2 separate regions of the Homo sapiens genome follow, and region 2 is linked to region 1. Evidence: chromatin loops called from intact Hi-C (ENCODE). Cell type or tissue: PC-9. All regions are shown on one strand. Each heading gives the region's core, and the rest is flanking DNA. Links, peaks and the distances in the headings are about the cores only. Region 1 overlaps FBLN1 (fibulin 1). Region 2 overlaps ATXN10 (ataxin 10).

Region 1 (6,769 bases), core at 1,182-6,181:
GGCCCAGTGGGTTAAATAAAGCAGCGGGATCTGGAAGCTCCATGGGCAGCACAGACCTCCCGTGGCTCCCGTGGTCCCCAGGACAGCATCCACCAAGGCCTGGCCCTGCAGCCCCTTTCGGCCTCCCCTCGACCCTCCCTGCACCCTGGATGCTCCAGCAGCCCCAAACCGCAGGCTGTGCCCTCCCTTCCTGGCTCCCTGCCTCTCATCGCGCTGTTCATGGGCCAGCCACAGACGTGGCTGTGAGTTTGGGTGTCCCACTTGTCTGGCTCACCCCTCAGCCTCAAGACCCAGAATGTGTGTGACCTCTTCCAGGAAGCCTCCCCTGACTGCCCCATGGTCATGCCCGTGCGACAGGAGGGGCTGGCCTGCAAAAAACTACAAAGACAACTCCGTAGCTCCCTGCAACCCGGGAGGCCCAAGGGTCAGGAGGTCCACATGCAAAATTCGTCCGTAGGCCAAAGAATTACTTCACCTGCAGGCTCTGTAGCTCCTGTTGGCATTGGCAGGGTTTTAACAGAAATGTGGCCACAACCAAGCCTCATAGCACACAGATTTCCCTCCCTGGAGAAATAGGGAGGGCGTTTTTGCAGGCCAGGCCCTCCTATCACACAGCCATGACCCTGGAGCAGTCAGGGGAGGCTTCTTGGAAGTGGTCACACACATGCTGGGTCTTGAGGCTGAGTGGAGGGAGCCAGACAGACACAGATGTGGCTGGCCTGAGAGTTAAAAGGAAGTGGTGATCTGGAGGCTGGAGGGGAAGTCTGAGGCTCAGACAGCAGCCATAGCCCAGGGGCCCGGGGAGCCCGGGTGGCCTCGAGTTGCCTTTCTGTCTCTCTCTTCCGCACGCTGATGATACACAGCCCGCCCCTGCTGCAGCCAGGGCTCCCCCATTAGTCATCACTCAGGATATACTACCTGAAAGATCTCTTCCCAGAGCACCCCGGATTACAGGCTGCAGAGCTGAGAATGAATCCAGAGCCAGATAAGGAAAGCTTTGTAGTGGCCTGAGAATCCCTCGGGCATTAATGGAGCATTTTTGCACAGGGCGAAAACGCATTCTTCATTTTTCTTTGACAGCCGGTTAAAGAGGAATGCAAGGGGGCTTTACAAAGACGACGGCGCGGGCCCTGCTGCGGGCTCCTCGATCCCCGCTAAGAACGGGTCTTTCAAGGCTACATTAGAGGACGACCCGGCCCTTGCAGGTTCTTAGTGGACTCGGGGCATTTCTCCCTCTTCTTCTGTTACTCTGGGAGGACTGAACACGGCGAGCCCCGGGGCCTGTGCGCTGATTGTTTTTCTGGGACATCCAAACTCACAGCAACTTAGCCCACCACAGCAGCAGTCAACCCTGGGCTCCGGCTCTGGGCGGGTGTGGTGTCTGGGGAAGACCGGGCTCCAGGCCCGCTCTGGCCCCAGCTCTGAGTGGCCTCGGGCAAATCTCTTGCCCTCTCTGGCTCTCGCTCTCTCCTTTGTTAGAGGAGATAATCCCACCGTGTCACAGGGTCCTGGCGATGATGAAACCCTGGCTCCTGGTCATCACAGGTGCTCACTAAGTGTCACTCCCTCACATGCAAGGACACTCAGCTCGGGCCTCACCTCCTCCAGGAAGCCCTCCTGATCCGGTGCCCAGTGTCCACACAGGGCATGGCCTAGAGCAGACAGGTGTTCAGCAAGCACCGTGAGTAGGCGGCGTTCCCTGCCGTGTGCTGCAGGCAGCACAGAGCTGCACGGGGCTGCCCAGGAGGCTCAAGAGCCTCCCACGCTCCCCACCAGGAGCAGCAGCCCTGGAAGCCGCTTTCTTCCTCTCCACCACCATGAAGGGTTTCTGCCTAAGTCACTGCTTGAAATCAGAACTGCACTGCTAAAAACAAGTCGGAAAACATCCCAGGCCCTGCAGTTTTTCAGTTGCACAGTCTCAGGCGGTCATTTAACTCAGCTCCCTCCTTTGCCCAAGGGAGACAATCATGACCCGTCGCTGGCAGTGTCTGTGAGGACTGGGGAATGCGGGGGTGAAGGTGCCCAGCAACGGTAAGGAGCCGGCAAGGGTTCAACCCCACGTTTTCAGGGCTGCTTCAGGCTGGGCTCGAGTCCAACGGTGGAACCATCTATTACCAGGTGGACAGGCCAGGAGCCGTGTGCCGGGATGGCTGCCCCTAGGGACCAGGAAGCTCCCAGGATGTATGGAAGTTATTCTGGGCAGAAGAGGAGGGAGAAGGAAGTAGGGATATGGAAGCCCAAGGAGGAGATCTCAGACAGAGAAATAAGATCAGCGCAGTGGGGACAGAGACAGGAGCCAGCCAGCAATGCAGCCTAGGTCCCAACACGCAGGGCTTGCCTCCCTGGTCTCAGTCTTCCACCTGAGATGACATGGGCACCAGGTCAACTCCAGGAGCCCAGCCAGGTGGGGCATCCTGCACACAGACCGAGGCGTGGAAGAGGCAGGGGCCTCCCCAGCACACAGGGCTACAGGCACGACAATTCCAAGGGCCAGGCTGGGGCCCTCCCCCACGCAGCCCCAGCCCAGAATTCCAAAGACCAGGGCACCCGTGACCAACTGTGCCGGGGGAAGCCGCTGGGTCCTTGTGGCCTCATCCACATTCCGTTCCCAGAAGCCCGCTGCCGGGACGGCACCTGTGATCATCTCTCATACCCTGGGACTCCTTTCCATTGCCCACTGTGTCCCTGATTCACTGTAAGAAGACTGGCAAGCCCCCTCGCCCTTCCGGGCCTCAGTTTCCCCTCCTACGGAAGAAGGAAGGGATGGTCTCTAGGAGCCTCCAGGCTCTGACATGCCAGGATTTTCTGCCCCAGTGGATGGGAAGCTGAGAAACAGACACTCCCAGGTTGGTTCTGTCTGGAGCAGATGCAGCCAGAGAAAGGCGCTGGTGGGTGCTGGTTCTAGGCCCAGCAGCTGCCCAACCTCTTGGCTTGGGTCACCCCAGGAAGGATGTAGGTGGGAACTAAAGACGTAAAACCTGCCAGGAGACTTCCCCTAAGAGAGCCTCCACAGGCCATCAAGGCCTGTCTCTGTGCATGCCTATTTCGGCATCATATTTTGATGATCTGATACGGGGTGGCTTCTCCCTGCTGCTGAGATGCAAAGTCCTCAGGGGCTATGTGGCATTTATCCATCTCTGTATCTGCAAGGCTTAGCCCAGGGTCAGGCACAGGTAGAGGCTCAAGAAGGGTTCAGAAACGGAAAGAATGAGTGAGTGAACTAGAAGGTCCTAGGATTCCAAACTCCCATGTTCCAAGATCTAGAAATCACCTGAGGGCCATGTCCCAGCCACAACTGCAGGCCCAGCATCAAGCACAGGGCTGGCCCCTTTGGGGCGGGGGGCGGCTGTGGGCCAGTGTCAGGGTGCATACCCCACCCACCCAGTGGGACAGGACAAAGCCCTGACCCAACCCCCTCCCTGCCTGCCCTCCTGCACAGGGGCCTGAAGGACCCTCAAGGCTGTCTTCATCTAAACTCTCATTTCACAATGGGGGAAACTGAGGCCCAGAGTGGGGAGTGACTCAAGGGCAAGCAGCAAGTTTCACAACTGCCGACAACCAAACCATGCGCCTTCCCCTTGGAATCACGCGAGGGCTAATGCACCATTAATTGTAATTAACTAATTATTCCTGCTGCCAGCTAGCGCAGGAGGAGGCTGGGGTGGGGAGCCCCCCAGTGACTCAGTCATGTTTACAACATGCAAACCCATTTAAAAGCTTGTAAAGGTGCTATAAATGGCTCTTTGGCAAGACGGGAATAACGATTCCCTTTCTCCAGCTGCCAGTTTTAACAACCGTCGGGTTTGAGGCGCAAAGACTGAGCGTCCAAGGTCCAACAGCGCCACCTGGAGGCCAGGCTCCAAAACGCTCTGCTCTGTGCGCACTGCACGCTCGTGGGTTCTGGTTAGGACCTCCCGGACTCCAGCGCCTAAGGGACTAGGAAGCCCACTCCTCCCAGTTCACAATGGGGAAACTGAGGCCCAGGGGAGGTCAGGGACTGTCCGTCCGTTGCTCAGCTGCTTTGAAAGTGTTCAGAGTATAAATCCGAGTCCAAAATGGCAGATGCCACCGTTTTCATTTCCCATGACTGTAAATCTTTTAAAATGTGACAGTTCAGGAGAGGGGCTGTGAATGACAGAAACAAGCGTGCGGAATGGAGTGGGCCTGGATATTTTTTCACACGAGTAGGTTGTCATTAAAGCCCGTTCCTAGCCAGGGAGGGCCCTGCCCCCGCCTGTAAACATCTTCCCCAGCCTGCACCCACCAACAGGACTTCCACAGTCCCCTCATGCCCCAGCCTCCCTTCACGCTCCCCAAACACCGGATCTCCAGGGAGAAAGAGCAGTGAGCTCCCCATTCAGATGGGCTGTGCACACAGAGTGGCCTTGGTCCTCTTACCAACTGATGCGTAGGGAGGGGACGACTACTGCTCAAGGCCACATGGCGAATCCAGCTAGTTCCAAGGCTGAGAGACCAGAGCTCAGGCCCTCTGATTCCTACTTTGCTATCCCTCCCATTGCACCCCAAGAATAACAATCCCCTTAGCTCCCACCGACCGCGGGACTGTGCCAGCCCTCAGGACAAGCACTTTACTTGGGTGGTATCATTTGAAATTCATGGTTGTGAGGCGCAGCGCTCTCTGGAACCCACCCATGTTATAGGCAGGGAGACCGAGACCCAGAGGGGTCACCCAGAGAGTGGGTGGCACAGCTAGGGTCAGATCCCAGGCAGGATCCCCCACTCTGGCTGTTCCTCCGGCCGAGACCGATTGGGAGCTGTGGTGGCCTCGGCGCTGGGCCCTGAAGGTTGGGTGGGCTTGAATTTGGGGAGGGGACTCAGATGGGAGTTGGGCTGGGCCAGAGAGGGTTTCGGGGTGGAGGGGGAGGGGTGCCTGGATAGAGCTGATATTCCCAGCCACTCACCCACGGTCATGCCGTCCATGTAACGCTTGATGATGTCAAAAGAGTCCCGCAGGTTCCCTTCCGTGATGTCGAAGATGATGTTAGCCTGGCTGGCAGGATGCGGTGGCGTGATGGCCCGGAGGAAGATGATCTCTGCAGAGGCACAGAATGGAGAAGGGCTCAGCACAGCCTGGCCCCAGCCCCAGTCCCAGCCTCGTCCCCAGGAACTCACCCTTGGGGAATGAAGACCTAACCCAGGGCCCTTTCATGAGACAACATCAATGAAGCCAGAGATCCCCTGTGTGGGGAGGGTGGAGGGGTCTGGACCTTCCTATATCATAGCCCATCCCTGTTTTATAGCAGGGGAAACTGAAGTCAGGAGAGATTTTGGATCTTCCTCGGGGACACAGAGCTAATCAGAGGAAGGGCTGGTGAGAAGTCATCAGTCACTGTGCATATTCATGAAGGTGGGGACCAGAGGAGGAAAGCGAGTGAGGGGACAGAGGGAGACAGCAGAAAGGCCAGAGGGGTGGGCTCCTCTCCCATCTATAGTGCCACAGGTCAGGGGGGCCACCCTGAGCGGTGGCCTGGGTTCTCTGGGGGGTGTGTGTCCATCTCCCAGATCAGACAGTGAAGCAGGGCAGCCCCAGCTCTGGGCTGTCTTGGGGGAGTCCTCTCTGTGGGCCTCAGTTTCCTCACCTGTAAGGTGAGGAAGGAAGCCGGCGGAGACCCACTAAAGGTCCTTTCAGCACTTAAGGTCAGGGTGTGGATTTCCTGGGCCCAAGATGCTAACAGGTGTCCCAACGGCACTCGGCTCCCTGCGATAACCAACACTCAGATCGGGGCTGGCCGGAGAGGCCACAAAACCAGCCACTGGGGATTTGGGAAGGATTTGTATGTGGTTTGGTGAAACCCCATCATTTTGCAAAAGGCAAATACCAGTTAGTTATTTTCTCTGACCCAAGTCTGTGCCACCCTGTGACGATTCAGCGTTATTCCTTTTCGGGAGGAGCAAACCTAGGGGGACTGGGACTGGGGACGGCTCCTTGGGCAACCACGTGCTGAGGGAGCCTCTCCTCCCCCCACCCCCCCGCATGGTTGTGTCATGGTGTAAACACTGGTGTCCTCGCGGCTGGCTCCGTTGCATGCCTCCCCTGAGAGGGTGGGAGGACCCCTTCTTATCACCATGTCCCTAGAGCCTGACACAGAGGGGCTCCGTCCACGGCTGCTGAATGAACTCATCATGGCATGCTTCTCCGCAGGCCAGGGATAGGGACTCCCTAGAGGGCGGGGGTGGTTGGGGACCGGGCACACGGGCAGCACAGCCAGGAAGCGAGGTGAACAGGACAATGCTCCATCCATAGCCCTCTGCCAGGCTTGGGAGCACGCAGCCCAGGCCCTGCTCCAGAGAAACGGTGCAGTGATGGCAGGTTACACAACATGACTACACTGCATGCCAGGAGCTTCCTAGAGAGCCAGGCTGGGGTGTGGGAGCACTGACTGGGTTACACCTGAGCTTCCTGCTCCCCGTCTGGCCCCTCCAGTTCACCTGGCCCTGGATCAACAGGATGATGTTTCTATATGCAAACCTCCTCCACTGCAACCTTCCGATGGTTCCCCCAAAGCCTGGGGGTTGAAGGCCCAACTCCAGTTTTAGCCTCCTGTTTATCCTTCCAGCCCACCTCTTGCCAAGCCTCTAGCGCTCCAGCAGAAAACCTTGGCTCAGTTTCTCAAACGCCCACACCGCCCCCCCATACCTCCAGACCCTTCTGGCCATGTCCTGCTCCACTGGGCACCCTCCTCCCCTTCTCCCCCTTTCACTCAAATACCTCACCACTCAGGACCCAGCCTAGCCATCACTTCCTCCC
Region 2 (6,769 bases), core at 871-5,870, 110 kb before region 1:
TTAGCATATATCATTAAAAGAGAAACCTCCTTCCGCCCACCACAGCACAGCAGCTCTGGAGCGCCACACTGCCCGCCCCATCAGGATCACCAATTATAAAACACAGTACATTCTCAACTTTCTTTCTCAATTACTATACCACACAGAGACCTCAAAATAGCTGCCCTTCCAAGTGACACTGTGAAACACGGACTTTACTGCTAATTTATAATTCCCCAATTTTGAGTACTGATGCTTCCCTTTTATTATAAAATAGAGCTACAGAAGTATCTTTAAATATATAATATCGTAAAAACATTTCACAACTAAATCCTACATCCTTTCAATTTCTTGAGATTATTTTAAAAACTGATGCTCAAAAAAACATGGTGATGCACTTTGTCTGTAAATTCTTAAAGGAAGTAATTAATTTTTAATTACCATTTCCTAAAGGAATACTTCAAAATCAAATAGCAAGATCCAAGAATTTCTAGCAAACTGAGTTTAAAATGAAAACACTAGGAAATCACAGAAATTAAACCAAACCAGGCAGTGCTCTAACACGCTAATTTAGCCTATTTCACCTGTGAAAAAAGACCATCACCTCTAGTTCTTGTCTATCTACCAAGAGAAGCACACATATTAACATCAATAGAAATATGCCTCACGTGGCCAGGTGCGGTGGTTCATGCCTGTAATCCCAGCACTTTGAGAGGCCGAGGTGGGTAGATTATGAGGTCAGGAGTTCAAGACCTGCCTGGCCAAGGTGAAACCCCATCTCTAATAAAAAAATACAAAAAATCAGCCGAGTGCGGCGGCAGGCGCCTGTAATCCCAGCTACTCGGGAGGCTGAGGCAGGAGAATCGCTTGAACCCGGCGGGAAGGCGGTGGTTGCAGCGAGCCAATATCGCACCACTGCACTCCAGCCTGGGCGACAGAGTAAGACTCCATCTCAAAAAAAAAAAAAGAAATATGCCTCATGTTATATGCAAAGTACAGGCATTAAAACTGTATATAAAACAATTTGTAAGTCAAATAATATTTTAAATGCAACTGGAGACTTCTCATTTAAAGGTTATATTCATTGAATTATAAGGTAAAGACGTTATTACAATGACAATTTTTTTTTTTTTTTTTGAGGTGGAGTCTCGCTCTGTCGCCCAGGCTGGAGTTCAGTGGCGGCAATCTCGGCTCACTGCAAGCTCTGCCTCCTGGGTGCATGCCATTCTCCTGCCTCAGCCTCCCCAGTAGCTGGGACTACAGGTGCCCACCACCATGCCCGGCTAATTTTTTGTATTTTTACTAGAGACGGGGTTTCACCGTGTTAGCCAGGTAGATCTCCTGACCTCGTGATCCGCCCACTTCAGCCTCCCAAAGTGCTGGGATTACAGGCGTGAGCCACTGCGCCCAGCCAACAACAACAAAATTTAACCTATAATTTAGTACATCTAACTTATCCACCTGGAAATTTACATTAAAATTTTCTGGGGTTTTGTTTTTTTTTTTTTTTTTTTTTTTTTTGAGACAGAGTCTTGCTCTGTCACCCAGGCTGGAGTGCAGCGGCGTGATCTCAGCTCACTGCAACTTCCACCTCCCAGGCTCAAGCAATCTTCCTACCTCAGCCTCCAAGTAGCTGCGACTACAGGCGTGTGCCACCATGCCCGGTTCTTTTTTTTTTCGAGACAGAATTTCACTCTTGTCACCCAGGCTGGAGTGCAATGGCACGATCTCGGCTCACTACAACCTCCATCTCCTAGGTTCAATCAACTCTCCTGCCTCAGCCTCCTGAGTAGCTGGGATCACAAGCATGCGCCATCACACCCAGCTAATTTTTGTATTTTTAGTAGAGAGGGGGTTTCACCATGTTGGCCAGGCTGGTCTTGAACTCCTGACCTCAAATGATCCGCCCGCCTCAGCCTCCCAAAGTGCTGGGATTACAGGCTTGAGCCACTGCACCCAGCCTTTGTATTTTTTTGGAAACGGGGTTTCACCATGTTACCCAGGCTGGTCTCAAACACCTGAGCTCAAGCAATCTGTCCACCTTGGCCTCTCCAAGTGCTAGAATTACAGGCATGAGCCACGGCACCCAGCCTACATTAAGATTTTTTTATCAAATAATTTAGGTTTACCCATAAAGTATTTCAATTCCTGGCACAAAGAGATCATAAATTAAAAATCTACGTTTTTTTTTTAAACATTATGTTAAGATAATAACCACTGTCCAAAGGAAAGATGTTGATGCTAGAAGAACAAAGACCAAAACCATTCTACTAATGAGTCTAAAGAAGTGTGGTGTTTCTCTTAATCCCAAGTCAACAACCGTTAACAATCAGAGCTAAGTTCCATTTTCATCACACTAGATACTTGACTTAGACACTTAACATGTGGTTCCCCTCAACGGAATGTGAGTTCTCTAAGGACAGACACTTTTTGTCTGTTTTGGTCACTGTTTGAATCACACCCAAAACCTGGACCAGGGCCTGTCACATTCATAAATATTAAAAGTCTTACCACAGACTGAATGGCTTAAACAACAGACATTTATTTTTACACAGTTCTGGTGGCTGGAGGTCCAAGATCAAGGTGTCGAGAGGGCTGATTTCTTCTGAGGTCTCGCTCCTTGGCCTGTAGATGGTCATCTTCTCCCTGTGTCTTCACATGGTCTCTACTCTGAGCATGGCCATGTCCTAATTTCCTCTTCCTATAAGGATACCAGTCATATACCCTCATTTTACCTTAATTACCTCTTTAAAGATCCTATCTCCAAATTCAGTCACATTCTGGGTATTGGGGGTTAGGACCATGCTATGATCTGAATATCTGTGCCCCTCCGAAATTCCTATGCTGAAATCTAATCCCCAACTTGCTAGTATAAGATGGGGCCTTTGGGAAGTGACTAGGTCATGATGGTGCAGCCCTCGTGAATGGGATTAGTGCCCTTATAAAAGGGGCCCAGAGAGCTTGTTTATGCCTTCTGCCTTCCACCTTCCACCACAGGAGAACAAAGCAAGAGGCACCATCTATGAAGACGAGAGCAGCCCCCGCAAAACACCCAATCTGCTGGTACCTTAATCTTGGACTTTCCAGCCTCCAGAACTGTAAGCAATACATTTCTGTTGTTTATAAACTACCCAGCCTAAGGCATTTTGTTATAGCAACTGGAACAGACAGACTTCAACATACAAATGTGAAAGGAACAAAATTCAGCCATTCAGGAAGGGAAGTTGATACAACTTTATAATTCTTTAATAATTCACTATTAAAGTTTCCCTATCTCATGAAATACAGAACATGTGTTTCAATGAATGATGTTAATACTCAAAGTACTGGTTTTGAACCCTTTATAAAGATATAAATAATCCATGAATTATATTGCATGCTACCTGTCAACAGAGATTCCTGTTCCACTCGCAGTTCACGAAACAGAAGAATCAAATCAACAGCAACACCAATCGTATCCAAGTTCCTGGGTTTTTTAAAAAAGACAAAATTAGACATGTTCATTCATTCATATATTGTCTATGGCTGTTTTTGCACTACAATGGGAGAGCTGAGAAATCTGACAGAGATTACAAAGCCTAAATTATTTATTATCTGGCTCTTTACAGGAAAAATATAGCAACCCTAGCAGTAGAGGTTATATTTACATGCAGAGCTAACTGCTTCCAACAGCTTTCTTTGAGTACTTCCTGAAGTTTCCCATGACTCAGATTCTTTGCTTTATTGTATTTTACCCCATTCCATGCATTCTTGGCAAAAACAGTCCCAGTCCACACAAAGTGCAAAAGATGTAAAAAGATCTAGGCTTTAATAGCATCACACCTTTTGATGAACTCTTTAACGACTTAAAGTAAAACATCAGAAAAATATGTACTAGTTGCAATCTGAATCTTGACTGGCTCAGAAATACTGGCCTTAGTTAAGCTTGGCCACAAAGTCTTTACTAGAATCTTTGTAGTATTTCTAACTAGAAAATTCTTTTCTGAAAATTGCTGCCCTAAATGGTTGAAATTTTCCTTTAAAAATCAACAGTGAATAATAATACAATCCTAGAAGGGAAGAGGCAGAAAAATTAACACCCTTAAATGTTCATTTTCATTTCCGCCCAACCATAAGTTGCATGCAATAAAAAGATATCACAAACAGCACAGCCCTTGCTTTGCTGGCCCTACCAAAAGACCACCGATAACTTACTTGTCATAGTATTTATTTTTGTAATGTTAGAATTTTTATAGTTTGCATATATTACTCAAAAAAGAAAATAAAAATTGACTGCTTTGAAAGAAAGTATTAACATAAACTTGTGTTGTACATTCATTCCTGAGGCAGAGGCAGAAACATTTAATGTTTACTGAGCACACAATGTGCATTAGGCATTTACATAAGTAATCTCATTTACACCCCATAACCAGCCTGTTTGGAAGACATTGCTTACCTAGTTTTACAGAGGACAAAACTGATACTCAGGAAGACCAAGTCACCTGTCCAGGGTCAAGATGGAGCAGTCATCCACAACAAGACCAGTGTGTAAGGCTCAGGACAGCAAGGGTAGACTGCATTTTTTTTTTTGAGACGGAGTCTCACTCTGTTGCCCAGGCTGAAGTGCAGTAGCCCAATCTTGGCTCACTGCAACCTCCGCTTTCCCCGTTCAAGTGATTCTCCTGCCTCAGCCTCCAGAGTAGCTGGGACTACAGGTGTGTGCCACCACACCCAGCTAATTTTTTATTTTTAGTAGAGACAGGGTTTCACCATGCTGGCCAGGCTGGTCTCGAACTCCTGACCTCATGATTCACCCGCCTCGGCCTCCCAAAGTGTTGGGATTACAGGCGTGAGCCACCGCGCCTGGCCCAGACTGCTTTTGAGCTTAAGCTCAGAACAGTAAGGGCAGACTGCTTGTTAAGCTTAAGCTTTAGAGTCAGATGTCTGGATATGGAGAGAATGTTCCCAGCCTCTCTCACTTAACAAGTGACTCTCAGACAAGTTATTTAACCTCTCCAAGTTACAGTTTCATCTTTTGTAAAAATGAAAAAATTTCTTGAGTTTGTTCTAAGAATTAAAGAAGATACTACAAGCAAAACCCTTGGGACAAAGCCCAATGCCGAAGGCAGGCTCAACGAATGCTCACTCCCTTCCCCACCAAGATTAGCCAAGCACAAAGGTGTATCTGCCAGCCACAGTCAAAAGTTAGTTCTACGGCTCTCCTTTCCTTCCCCATCACACTAGAGCACCTTGTGACTGGAAAAGGACAAAAGAAACTAGCCTTCTGGCCAGATGCTTCTAGCATATAACTAGTTATGTTTTAGAATGTAGACTATTATTATCAAGATTATTGTTGTTTCTATCCATTTATCCTCAAATGGATGGCAGGTTTGGTTTAGTATTGAAGTTACACGACTCACTTTTTACCCTCTCTCCTTTGATCTTAAAAATCTCATTAATCATATCAAAGCCTCGGGTATATGTGTCTAACCGAAGGGAGTCCCTCAAGTGGCTTCTGGACCAGCCCAAGCTTACCCGTCACAGTGGTGACAGGGAAGCCTGGAGGCTCTGTCTACATCCAAGTCCAGGAAGGAAAGTGAGCATCCTGTTTGTGGCTTCTGACTTCAAGTAAAAATTTTTAATAAAAAGCAGGTTCCACAAAATCAAAGAAGAAAGATGCTGTGTTCTGGGAGGAGACGGTAACACGTAAAAGCAAAGAAGAGCACTGGACAGCTCGCCTGCTCATGTTTTAACTACTTTTAAAAATGTGCGCATCATAAAATAGGTGGAAGCAGAGCTTGGAACTTTACATGATCTTTAGGAAAGACAGGTCATCTTGTAAATTTACAAAATATGCTTCTTGTCCAAACACAAGAGTAACAAATTAAAACATTAAAAGTAATTAAAACATTTACAACCTGAGGTCAAGAACTGCATATAAACTTAGGCAGGTAAAATCTAGGAACAAAGACTCAAAATCAGCTTCAAAACACTATGAAGAACCAAATACCTCAAAACATGTGATAAAAACAAACAAGAAATCTAACCCCTAATGTTAAACACACTCCATTATTTTATACACTAGTCAGAGAGACTCCAATGGCAAGGCCTGTAGAGGGCCTCTCCCAGCAGATGTAAAGGGCAATCCTGCAATAACAGTGGGTGATACTATCATGCCAGAACAACTTTTTTTTTTTTTTTTTCCCTGAGACAGGGTCTCACAATGTGGCCCAGCCTGCAGCAATGGCATCATCTCAGATTACTGCAACCTCTGCCTCTCCCTGGCCCAAGCAATCCTCCCACCTCAGTCTCCTGAGCAGTTGGGACTACAGGTGTGCGCCACCATGTCCAGCTAATTTTTTGTATTTTTTTTGTAGAGACAGGGTCTCACCATGTTGCCCAGGCCGGTCTTGAACTCCTGGACTCAAGCAATCCTCCTGCCTCAGCCTCCCAAAATGCTGGGATTACAGGCATGAGCCACCTTACCCAGCCCAAAACAACTTCTAACAGATAAACCAAATGACAGAACCAGCATGCACATATACAAAGAAACAGAATCCAAGGTACGTGTGTAACTACCTGATTGAATTCTGGTTCACAGAACACTCTATGCAAGCATTGCGAAGACACCTGAAGCATTCTGTTATTAACTGCAGACTGGAAGCCAGGTTTTCCACTTGGGATGGATCTCTGCAGGCAAGCTCAACAGCATGAGAAGATTTCTTTAGGATATCCAGAACTCTTTGGAAGATAGTCCTGGGTGCTGTTTCTCTGAAAAAGGATAAAATTATCACGAATCAGAAAAAAAAGA

Evidence for each region. Hi-C counts contacts between places; a loop is a spot of excess contacts. Peaks named below come from ENCODE experiments on the same cell type or tissue, not always from the same donor. Only the 100,000 strongest peaks of a DNase experiment are listed, where the experiment ranks them.
Region 2: it touches region 1 in a loop (15-fold over the local background); 1 of 110 quality-filtered maps calls a loop at or near these places.

What each region holds. Positions count from the first base shown.
Region 1 is chr22:45,575,262-45,582,030 of GRCh38, reverse strand. It overlaps FBLN1 (fibulin 1), which reads right to left. Exons shown (of 17, transcript NM_006486.3): 16 at 4,923-5,054. Among named protein-coding and RNA genes, the nearest start is that of LINC01589, 27 kb to the left of the region's middle. In PC-9, for the core only: CTCF peaks have their summits at 3,660 and 3,863 (motif pointing left); a DNase peak (open chromatin) is centred at 3,840.
Region 2 is chr22:45,689,672-45,696,440 of GRCh38, reverse strand. It overlaps ATXN10 (ataxin 10), which reads right to left. Exons shown (of 12, transcript NM_013236.4): 2 at 6,538-6,729; 3 at 3,363-3,445. Among named protein-coding and RNA genes, the nearest start is that of ATXN10, 21 kb to the right of the region's middle. RefSeq lists an enhancer at 1-19. In PC-9, for the core only: no CTCF peak of the experiment used is centred there; a DNase peak (open chromatin) is centred at 3,730; H3K4me3 peaks cover 1,253 bases; H3K27ac peaks cover 3,654 bases.